Linked DNA regions of Homo sapiens: region 2 is linked to region 1. Evidence: read pairs that join two places in POLR2A ChIA-PET (ENCODE). Cell type or tissue: OCI-LY7. All regions are shown on one strand. Links, peaks and the distances in the headings refer to the core of each region. The heading gives the core; the rest is flanking DNA. Region 1 has its middle 67 kb from the start of USPL1. Region 2 has its middle 12 kb from the start of HMGB1.

Region 1 (5,383 bases), core at 296-5,295:
ACTTCTTTCCTTTATAAATTACCCAGTCTTGGGTATATCTTTATTAACAGCACGAGAATGGACTAATACAGCACCTGACTAGGAAACTAATATTTTCCTTTCATTTGAAAAGGATATTTCATTAGCGAACAGTGTCTATTACACAAGTTACATCAAGATCTGTGTGCCTCTTTCCAAAAGATAAATTACAAGCATTGTTACAAAATAAAAGAGTATGCGGTTTGCAAAATTCTTATGATGGGAGCCCTTCTCTGCCCAGAATTATGCTTGCTTGCCTCTTAATGCTTCCACTAATTATGATGAGATGTCACTCAGAACCTACAGTTTCTGCCTTGGGGGACGTATAAGAATGTCAGAACACCTCTCCATGGTATCAGGTGCCTGCAGAGCTTTGCTGTGGGTTATGGACCAACTCCTCAGTATCTGTTCCTAAGACCAAATGAACCACGCTATCTTGGAAGTGCTGGTCTTGGACAGTAAAGGACATTGTGCAGACAGCTGGAAGCGGTCCCTATTAACATTGTCCCTGATAGTGAATAAAGGGACGGTGTGAGTTCCTTTGGGCTGCTTTCTTTCTTGATGTACTGAAACTTTAGTTTCAATGGAATCAAAAGAATCAGAGACGCTGGGTGCAATGGCTCACACCTGTAATCTCAACACTTTGGGAGGCCAAGTAGGAGGAACTCTTGTGCCCAGGAGTTCAACACCAGCCTGGGCAACAGAGTGAGACCCCATCTCTACAAAAAATAAGAAAAATAGCTGGTCATGCTGGTATACACCTGTGGTCCCAGCTACTCAGGTGCTCGCTTGGGTCCAGGAGGTCAAGGGTGCAGTGAGCCGTAATTGAGCCACTGAACTCCAGCCTAGGTGACAGAGTGAGATGCTGTCTGAATAAATAAATAAATACGAATGTCTGACCAGATTGGGGCAGCATCTCTGTATTTGACAGATTCTAAAACAACAACTTAGTAATAAACTCTATCACTCTTACAGTAATAGTGATAGTGTTCAGAGTAATAAACAGATTCTCACGCTGTTGCCCAGGCTGAGAGCAGTACACAATCACAGCTCACTGCAGCTCTTGGGCTCAAGTGGTCCTCCTGCATCAGCCTCCTGAGTAGCTGGGACTACAGGTGCAGGCCACCATGTCTGAGTAATTTTTGTACTTTTTGTGTGTGTGTGTGTAGGGACAGGGCTTCACTATGTTGCCCGGGCTAGTCTTGAACTCCTGGCCTCAACAGACCCTCCTGCTTCGGCCTCCCAAAGTACTGGGATTACGGGCATGAGCCACTGTGCCTGGCACAAACACTAATTGTTTGTTTTTTTTTTTTTGAGATGGAGTCTTGCTCCATCTCAGCCTGCACGCCAGGCTGGAATGCAGTGGCATGATCTCGACTCACTGCAACCTCCGCCTCTCGGGTTCAAGCAATTCTCCTGCCTCAGCTTCCCGAGTACCTGGGATTGCAGGCGCCCGCCATCACGCCTGGCTAATTTTTGTATTTTTAGTAGAGACGGGGTTTTGCCATGTTGGCCAGGCTGGTCTGGAACTCCTGACCCCAAGTAATCCGCCTGCCTCAGCCTCCCAAAGTGCTGGGGTTACAGGCATGAGCCACCACACCTGGCCACAAACACTATTTTTTAAAGCATGTGATGTTAGATTCTTTTATAAATTAATATTCAAACTCACTAGAAAGACTCTGGAATATGTGTATGTGTGTGTACTAGTTTTTAAAATCCTATATTTTCCTTAACATTAAATTGAAACTCATTACAAAACAAAGGTTAATACTAGTGCTGTCATGACTATCAGGAGCTATGACATCCTTTTAGGAAGTCATGTATGTTCATTTGTCCATTTGTTCATTCATGTATGTAAAAGTTACAGAACACTGACATTGTGCTAGGGACCAATCTAAACACTGGGAACACAAAGGTGGGTGGCTTTCAAGGGGCTATCTAAAGTCCAAAGAGGAAAGCAGACAACGAGAAGCTATTACCAGTGTGAGCAGTGCTAACGACTGAATGGAATGAGAGTACATATCCTCCCTGACATGGTGGGGAGGGATGTCAAAGGAAGGCTCTTAGACATAGAATCTAAATCGAGTCCTCGTGTTTGTCGTACTTCCTTAATGTAGGGATTCTCTCTGTGTAACTACCTATCATTCATTTGCCTCTTTGCTCAGTTCACTACCCACCAGAGGAACTGCTCCCATGCCGAGGGACCCTCGGATGACACACTCGGGCCACCTCCTCTTTTGCCTGTGTGTCTGCAATATCTAGGTGAGCTTGGCTTTGGTACCATATCTGTTCTGTCATTCCTGCTCCAAAACATAAGACTCACTCCCAAGAGGAAATTTTTGCATTTGAAAATTCAAGTTGTATGAAATATAAATGTTTCCTACTTTGTACGTTCTTTAAATTCATGTGTCATATATTACATTTACTAAGAAGTAGAAATACATGTACTTTCTAAACTGAGAAAACTAGCTGGTGGAAGACAAAACTGATTCTAAACACATCTGATAGATTCTAAAAAGTGAAGGTACTTTAAGTGGCACTACCCTGGCACATGTTCACTTTAGATTGCCAGGTAAACCAGCCCAACAGGTGTTAGGAGACAGATGTTCACCAAATGCTTAGCCCTCAGGGAGAAAACATTAAAATATACAACATATTTCCCCCGAGTATCAGCAACTGAAGAAAGCATTTTACCATCTACTATCATGATTTCTAAACACAGTTTAAAAAATTTTATCGAATACCTACTATAATGCAAGCAGTACTAGTTATGGTGATAAAAGATAAATAAACCCCTGATGTATAAACTAAGCACCTTAATTCATTATTTCATGGTTAAATACATTCTAAAACTAATTTTTTTCCTCCGCAAGTCTTCCTTCTCTTTGGGGTTTAAAAGGCTCATCACTGAACTGAACCAAGTCCATCTTAGGAACTCACTGAGTATAGGGGATTGCCAAGTCCTGTTGACTCTTCTGCCCTCTGCAGTTTCAAAGCTGTCTTCACTTTATCTTGGCACCATTTTCCGGTAGGCCTATAGAACCTGTAACCTTAAATACCATAACATAAAAACTAAACTTCTTGCCACAGTTTTGGCCTTTTCTAATCCATTCTCATTAAACTGCTGCTAAAGTGACCATTTAAACACAAAAGATGCATGAAATTATTCAATGTCACCCAGGCCTCTAGGATGCAGCCCAACACTCTAGCACAGATCACTCCCTTTTCTTGTCTCATTTTTGTTGCTTCTCTATCATGAGCATTTATGTCCCATGGTGTCCCACTAACCACTGCAATTTATTTACTTTTCTTAGAGACAGGGTCTTGCTCTGTTGCCCAGGCTGGAGTGCAGTGGTGCGATCATAGTTCATTGCAGCCTCAAACTCCTGGGCTTAAGCAATCCTCCCACGTCAGCCTCCTGAGTAGCTGGGACCACAGCCATGTGCCACCATGCCTGGCTATTTAATATTGTATTTTCTGTAGAGACGGGGTCTTGCTCTGTTGCCCAGACTGGTCTCAAACGATCCTCCTGCCTTGGCCTCCAAAGTGCTGGGATTCCAGGTGTGAGCCACTGCACCTGGCCAATCGCTGCAATTTTAAAAATGCCCCAAGCGTCCTCAGGTATTGGTGTCCCTCTCACAAGCCCATCCCAGACTGCTCCTCCCCAACCCCTGCCCATGGCCCTCAATTAATTTTCTCCTCTCCTTTTTTTATTTCAGAAAATTTAAAAAAGTTGTAAGATTAGTGCAATAAACACACACATATCCTTTAGTTATATTCACCAGTTATTAACATTTTGCTACATTTGTGTTCACTTGCTTTTCCCCATCCCCAAATATTTACTTTGCTGAATCATTTGAGAGTAAGTTGCAGACATTATGACACTTTACTCTTAAATTTTTCAGCAAGTATCTCCTAAAAATAGGACACTCTCTTACATAACCACAAGGATCATACTTAGGAAATTTAATATTGAAATACTAAAATTTAATTTGAATATAGAGTTGATGCTCATATTTCTCCTCAGTTGGCTGACTTCTATTTATCTTTCAAGACTAAGCTCTAGGAAAATGACCTCCCTTCTCCCCACACCCCCTCTCTGTCCACACACAGAATACACTGGGTATCTCTCTTCGATACTTTTACTACCTTTTTGTATACTTCTATTGAAGCACTTAGCACACACTATCATATTGTCTATTTTCTTTTCTGTCGTATCTGAGACTCAGCTAGACCCATTTTAATTCTTCTATCACTTCATATACTACCCAGCATTCGTTGGTGACTGAATGGATAAATGAATGAATGAATGCATGATGAGACATTGAAGATTCTCATTCCACTCTCTCATTGTAACTGGTCATGTGTCTCTAAACATTCTGAGCAATATATCACGTGTTCTCAATTTCACCTCTTATTTCAAACACTGCTATGGTACCCAGGTCTCTGTGGGCTTCTTCTACCTTGTGCGGATGCAACCTCACAGCACCTGCTTTTGGCCTCTGCCCCTAGTTTCTGGCCCCAGGGCTACATTGGAGCTGTGACACAGGAGTCCCATGGGAACCACTTGGCACTCAGATATGGACAATCTGGAAATGCAGGACAGTTAAGGCCTGTAAGCTTGCCCTGACCACTGAGGGACAGGAGCTCATAGAAAAAATGCTTGTCTCATTTTTAGCCCAGGGTGGCCAATTCTGAGATGCATGTTAAAAGGTTCCTCAGAAGCTCCCACAGGATCAAGTAGCAGATATTCATAATGGTTGCCAATTTGAAAGGGACCCTTGGGTTGGCTTTCTCTCCTTCCGGGGGGTCATTCTTCTGTCTTATCACAGTCTATTCCTTGGTGTCACATTCCCAAATAAACTCCCTACCTACCTCCAAGTTGTTTGTACAGGCTTTGCTTTCGGGAGAGCCCAGACTAAGACAATGTGGTAACGTAAAAGACTGGTGGCTTGGGAGCCAGACAGACCTGACTTTGAAACCAAGTTTGCTCATTCACTAGCCATGACCTTGGGCACATAATTTAACTTCTCTCAGCCTCACTCTCTTCACTTTATAATGAAGATAATACTTTATAGGAGTATGGTAATGACTTCATAGGGGTATGGTAATTAGAAATTTACCAAATATATATATGAATAGAATATATACAACTTCCTTGAGTAATGATTGACTATAATAAACCACATTGAGTGTCTGTCCAGCTTAGGAGCCAACCTCACTCTTCCATTTCTCTTAAGATTCACTATTTGTCCCAGCCATGCCCACCATCATTGAGCGGGAGTTCAAGGAGTTGGATGCTCAGCATCGCTGGCAGCTGCCGTACTTGGAAATTCGAAATGAGTCCCATGACTATCTTCATAGA
Region 2 (5,383 bases), core at 224-5,223, 97 kb before region 1:
ATATTATTTTGATTTTTTAGTAGAGACTGGCCTGGGTCAGTTGATTCTTAAGTACAGTTATTTAAAAACCTTTAGGACCTTAACAATTTTTTTAAAAACTCCCAAGTTTTATATTTTTATTTATTTATTTATTTATTTTTGAGACAGAGTTTCACTCTTTCGCCCAGGCTGGAATGTAGTGGTGTGATCTTGGCTCACTGCAACCTCTGCCTCCCGGGTTCAAGCGATTCTCCTGCCTAAGCCTCCCGAGTAGCTGGGACTACAGGTGCATGCCACCATGCCGAGCTAATTTTTATATTTTTAGTAGAGACGGGGATTTCACCATGTTGGGCAGGATGGTCTCGATCTCCTGACCTCGTGATCCGCCTGCCTTGGCCTCCCCAAGTGCTGGGATTACAGGTGTGAGCCACTGCGCCTGGCCAAAATCAATATTATTTCTAAAGGTACACTGTAATTATCTATAGAAGCTCAATATATATAAATTCAGACGTGAAAGTTTGCAATGCTGCCTTCTAAAAGTTAAGTGCTTAAAAGAAACATGAGGCCAGGCATGGTGGCTCACGCCCATAATCCCAGCACTCCGGGAGGCCGAGGCGGGCGGATCACTTGAGGTCAGGAGGTTGAGACTAGCCTGGCAACATGGTGAAACCCCGTATCTACTAAAAAATACAAAAATTAGCCAGGAATGGTGCAGGCACCTGTAATCCCAGCTACTCAGGAGGCTGAGACAGGAGAATCGCTTGAACCTAGGAGGCGGAGGTTGCGGTGAGCTGAGATTGTGCCACTGCACTCCAGCCTGGGCGACAGAGCAAGACTCCATCTCAGAAAAAAAACAAACAAACACAAAAAAGCCATGAAATTTACACTGCTTTTCAGTGACCTATGTAGGGTAAAATCCATTACTCATCAATGTATGAAAAAGATTCCTATGGGATTGTCTAGAGGATAAATTATACATAATTAATTCAGTTTCATGTTGGCCTATTGGCCACTGTTAAATGCCTGAAAGAATGTTGATCTACGTCTTGGTTTTAAAACAGTATGTGAAAATGTTGTTATTTAACCTTATTTAAAGAAAAAAAATCTGATACAGTTACTAATTAGTAAATTTTGGAGATTATGTAGGTTTTTACAAAGTACAGTGACACAATGAAGTAAAAAGCAAAAAAGCTCTAATGCTCGTGCAAAATTTTCAGTTTTTCTACCAATTCCAATTGATCTAGGCATTCACTTTTTGCAGTTCTGCAATTACTTGAATATAAAAGCTCTTTCTGTTAATCTCCAACCTGAAAAGTAGTAAGGTAACAGAAGTATAAAGAGGAATGGACATTTCAATCCAATGGTTTTCCAAGTTTTTCAGGCTTTTTATCTGCTTGCTTTTGAAGGTTTACTCCTTTCACGATTCCCCCCACTGTTGTAGGCTTGAACCTTTATAAAATCTTAGAAACCATGACCCTATTTTGTATCCCTTCTATGTAAAATTGTCTGAATAGCCTTTTAAAAAGTTGTTACATTTGGGTGAAAACTTTCCAAAGGTAGCTTGGTAAAATTCACCAAATTTGGCTCATCTTTTGATTCAGTGATTTCCCTTTGAGGAATATATTTATATCCTAAGAAAATAATTATGGGCAAAGGTGTGAGCATAAAGAAAGGATAGTCATGTTAACCTTATATGTAACAGTAAAAAATCATAAACTAAATGTCTAATAATATGGAATTGATTGAATAATTTATGGTATTTTACATTCAGGCACTTAAAATAATGCCCAGCAGAATAAGAATATATGATGACATAGACTTTTTTAATATTTATATTTATTTATTTATTTATTTTGAGATGGAGTTTTACTCTTGTTGCCCAGACTAGAGTGCAATGGTGCGACCTCGGCTCACAGCAACCTCCGACTCCTGGGTTCAAGCAATTCTCCTGCCTCAGGCTCCCAAGTAGCTGGGATTACAAGCACCCACCACCATGCCCAGTTTATTTTTGTATTTTAGTAGAGACGGGGTTTCACCATGTTGGCCAGGCTGGTCTCGAACTCCTGACCTCAGGTGATCCACCCGCTTCAGCCTCCCAAAGTGCTGGGATTACAGGTGTGAGCCACCGCATCCGGCCGACTTTTTAAATTTTTTTAAAGACAGGATCTCACTCTGTTGCCCACGCTGAAGTGTAGTGGCACCATCTCAGTTCACTGCAACCTCCGCCTCCCAGGTTCAAGCGATTCTTGTGCTTCAGTCACCTGAGTAGCTGGCACTATAGGCGCATGCCACCATACCTGGCTAATTTTTGTATTTATAGTAAAGACAAGCTTTCACCATGTTGGCCAGGCTGGTCTCAAACTCCTGGCCTGAAGTGATGCGCCTGCCTTGGCCTCCCAAAGTACTGGGATTATAGGTGTGTGCCACTGTGCCCAGCTGACATAGACTTTTGTTCAAGATAGACTGTGAAGTAGAAAAAGCAGCTTACAAATGCAGTATTTTTAAATTATTAACATTTTTTAAAACATATATATGTATGTATATCTATATGCACACAACACTACAAAAAGACAACTCAATTTAAATATGGGTGAAGAACTTGAATTAGTTCTCCAAAGCATACAAATGGCCAATAAACACATGAAAAGACACTCAGTATCATCAGTCATTAGGGAGACACAAATCAAATCACAATGCGATTCCACTTCACACCTACTAGGATGGCTATAATTTTAAAAAATAGAAAATAGGAAGTGCTGGCAAGGTTGTAGAGAAATTGAAACCCTCATACATCATTGGTGGGAATGTGAAGTGGTGCAGCTGCTGTGGAGAACAGTTTGGCAGTTCCTTAAAAAGCTAGTCATAAAATTACCATATGACCCGACAATTCCACTCCTAGATATATACCCAAAGTATTGAAAACAAGAACTCAAACAAATACATGTACACGCACATTCATAGCAGCATTATTCACAATAGCCACAAGGTGGAAACAGCCTAAGACCTTATCACTGGATGAATGAATAAGGAATTATGGTATATACACACAATAGAATATTATTCAGCCTTAAAAACGAATGAATGGGCTGGGAGCGATGGCTCAGGCTTGTAATCCCAGCACTTTGGAAGGCCGAGGCAGGCGGATCACGAGGTCAGGAGATCGAGACCACAGTGAAACCCCGTCTCTACTAAAAATACAAGAAATTAGCTGGGCGCAGTGGCGGGCACCTGTAGTCCCAGCTACTCGGGAGACTGAGGCAGGAGAATGGCGTGAACCCGGATGGCGGAACTTGCAGTGAGCCGAGATCGCGCCACTGCACTCCAGCCTGGGTGACAGAGCGAGACTCCGTCTCAAAAAAAAAAAAAAAAAAAAGGTTAATTTTATGTTATATGAGTCTCACCTCAATTTTTAAAATCTATCTATATCTATATATCTATATATATTACATGTTATATATAGAAACTGGAAGGGCACATAATATGGTAATAGTCTTGCTGACTGGTAGAATTACAGGTTTTTGTTTTCTTATTTATTTTGTTTCAATAATGTAAGTTTCATTCATAATAAGGGCAACCGATTTTTCAAAAGTTATTGTCGTGTGTAGCATATTGCATCTTGCTTCTACTTCCAGAAGATCAGGCTACAGTCCTAAGCAGCATCTATTATATTAGTGATTACCAGCCCTTTAGAATCAGATAGCCTATAACTTTCTACATGACTGGGAGTATTTTTGTTTGGTTTGGTTTGGTTCAGTTCAGAAATGTTCTGTCCAAGTAAATCAAAGGAGAAAGCCAGAGAAGAACCTCAGTGATGGCAGAATGTACTGGCTATCCTAGCATAGCAAAAATTGTAGCCAAAGCAGAAGAACCCAGGCCTGGAAGTGAGGGGCAATGAGGAAGTTTTCCAGCCTTTTTGTTGCTGTCCTTAAGGGAAGGGGAAAGAGCTCACATCTTTTTTGCACCTACTGTGAGCCTGGTGCTGCTAGAGTGTTTTGATACTGCCATTTGTCCTTGAGCAAGCCTCTGAATCCCTATGGGCCTCTGTCCACTACTCTGTAAAAATGCACAGATTAGACTACGGTAGCCCTTAGACCCCCTTCGCCTGTAATGTGCTAGGACCTTACACTAGTGCTATGCCTTATTCTGTCCCTCCCTGAAAACAGGCTCTCTGGTCAGCCTCTCTGCTTCTGAGCCTAAGTGTGCCTAGCCCCATTCCCTGTGCCCAAGCCCCAGCCAGGCTGATTCCAGGTGGCAGAGCAAGGCCTGGGGAAATGGGGCTTGGGGTGTAGGGGTGGGGGAGCTGCAATATCTTTGCTTTGAGTAGCCTCCAAGTTCTTACTCTTCATCTCTTCCAGGGATTACAGTGGCACCTGAGGCTGTGGCAACTGAGCATCTTGTTTTTCTTTATCTTTAGGAGCACTCTCTCACACTCAACAGATCCTTATTTTATTTTAGGGTTTTTTATTCTCTTACTTGGTTATGTTCAGATCACTTTATAAAATAAGCTCTAATTGAAACCCAATAAACAAAACCAGGGTACAGTCAACACCTGTGAAAAGGAGAAAAAAACCCAAAAAGCAAAAGCTAACAAACAAAATACGGTAAAGCCTCTAATGAGAGATTCTATGTAACGCTAAGGAACTAAGCTTAATTTCACTTTTTTTTTTTTTTTTTTTGAGTTGGAGTCTCGCTGTCACCCAGGCTGGAGTGCAGTGGCGCGATCTCGGCTCACTGCAAGCTCCGCCTACCAGGTTCACACCATTCTCCTGCCTCAGCCTCCCAAGTAGCTGGGACTACAGGCGCCCGCCACCACGCCCGGAAAATTTGTTTGTATTTTTAGTAGAGAGGGGGTTTCACCGTATTAGCTAGGATGGTCTCAATCTCCTGACCTCATGATCCGCCCGCCTCAGCCTCCCAAAGTGCTGGGATTACAGGCGTGAGCCACTGCGCCCGGCCAGCTTAATTTCACTTTGAGCATATAAATACAATTTCATTTATAAGCACATTTGGAGTATGTCCTTTGCCATAAAGTATCATCTCCAGCAAGGAACTGGTGAACTTTATTCCATTTAAGGCAAATCCTCAGAATCCATTCTGCCTTTCCAAACACTTGTCTCCTAAAGGCTAGTATCTGGGCCACACATTTCTCCTTTTGCTACACCTTATTGAACAACTTGCATTTCCAAAACTGTTGGCTGCAGCTTCTGTAAGATTGACATAGAATCTCTGCTAGAAAAGACCCTCCCCAGAATAAAACAAACCAACCAAAAAACTACCACATACTTCCATTTAGGACAGAGTATATCAAAATGAGAAAGAACCTCCTCATTTTCACACAGTGGATTACTTATTTAGTTACTGCAGTAACTTTAGAGAAATAGTTTAGCAGTTTAGGCCAGGAACT

Evidence for each region. ChIA-PET counts read pairs that join two places held together with the same protein. Peaks named below come from ENCODE experiments on the same cell type or tissue, not always from the same donor. Only the 100,000 strongest peaks of a DNase experiment are listed, where the experiment ranks them.
Region 2: POLR2A ChIA-PET joins it to region 1 with 10 read pairs; 4 of 35 experiments call an interaction of 5 or more read pairs at or near these places.

What each region holds. Positions count from the first base shown.
Region 1 is chr13:30,548,393-30,553,775 of GRCh38, forward strand. It overlaps a transcript of HMGB1 not described here and the pseudogene PTPN2P2. Among named protein-coding and RNA genes, the nearest start is that of USPL1, 67 kb to the right of the region's middle. In OCI-LY7, for the core only: CTCF peaks have their summits at 2,996 and 3,203; a DNase peak (open chromatin) is centred at 2,989.
Region 2 is chr13:30,451,069-30,456,451 of GRCh38, forward strand. No RefSeq gene overlaps it. Among named protein-coding and RNA genes, the nearest start is that of HMGB1, 12 kb to the right of the region's middle. In OCI-LY7, for the core only: a CTCF peak has its summit at 2,946 (motif pointing right); a DNase peak (open chromatin) is centred at 2,943; H3K27ac peaks cover 2,884 bases.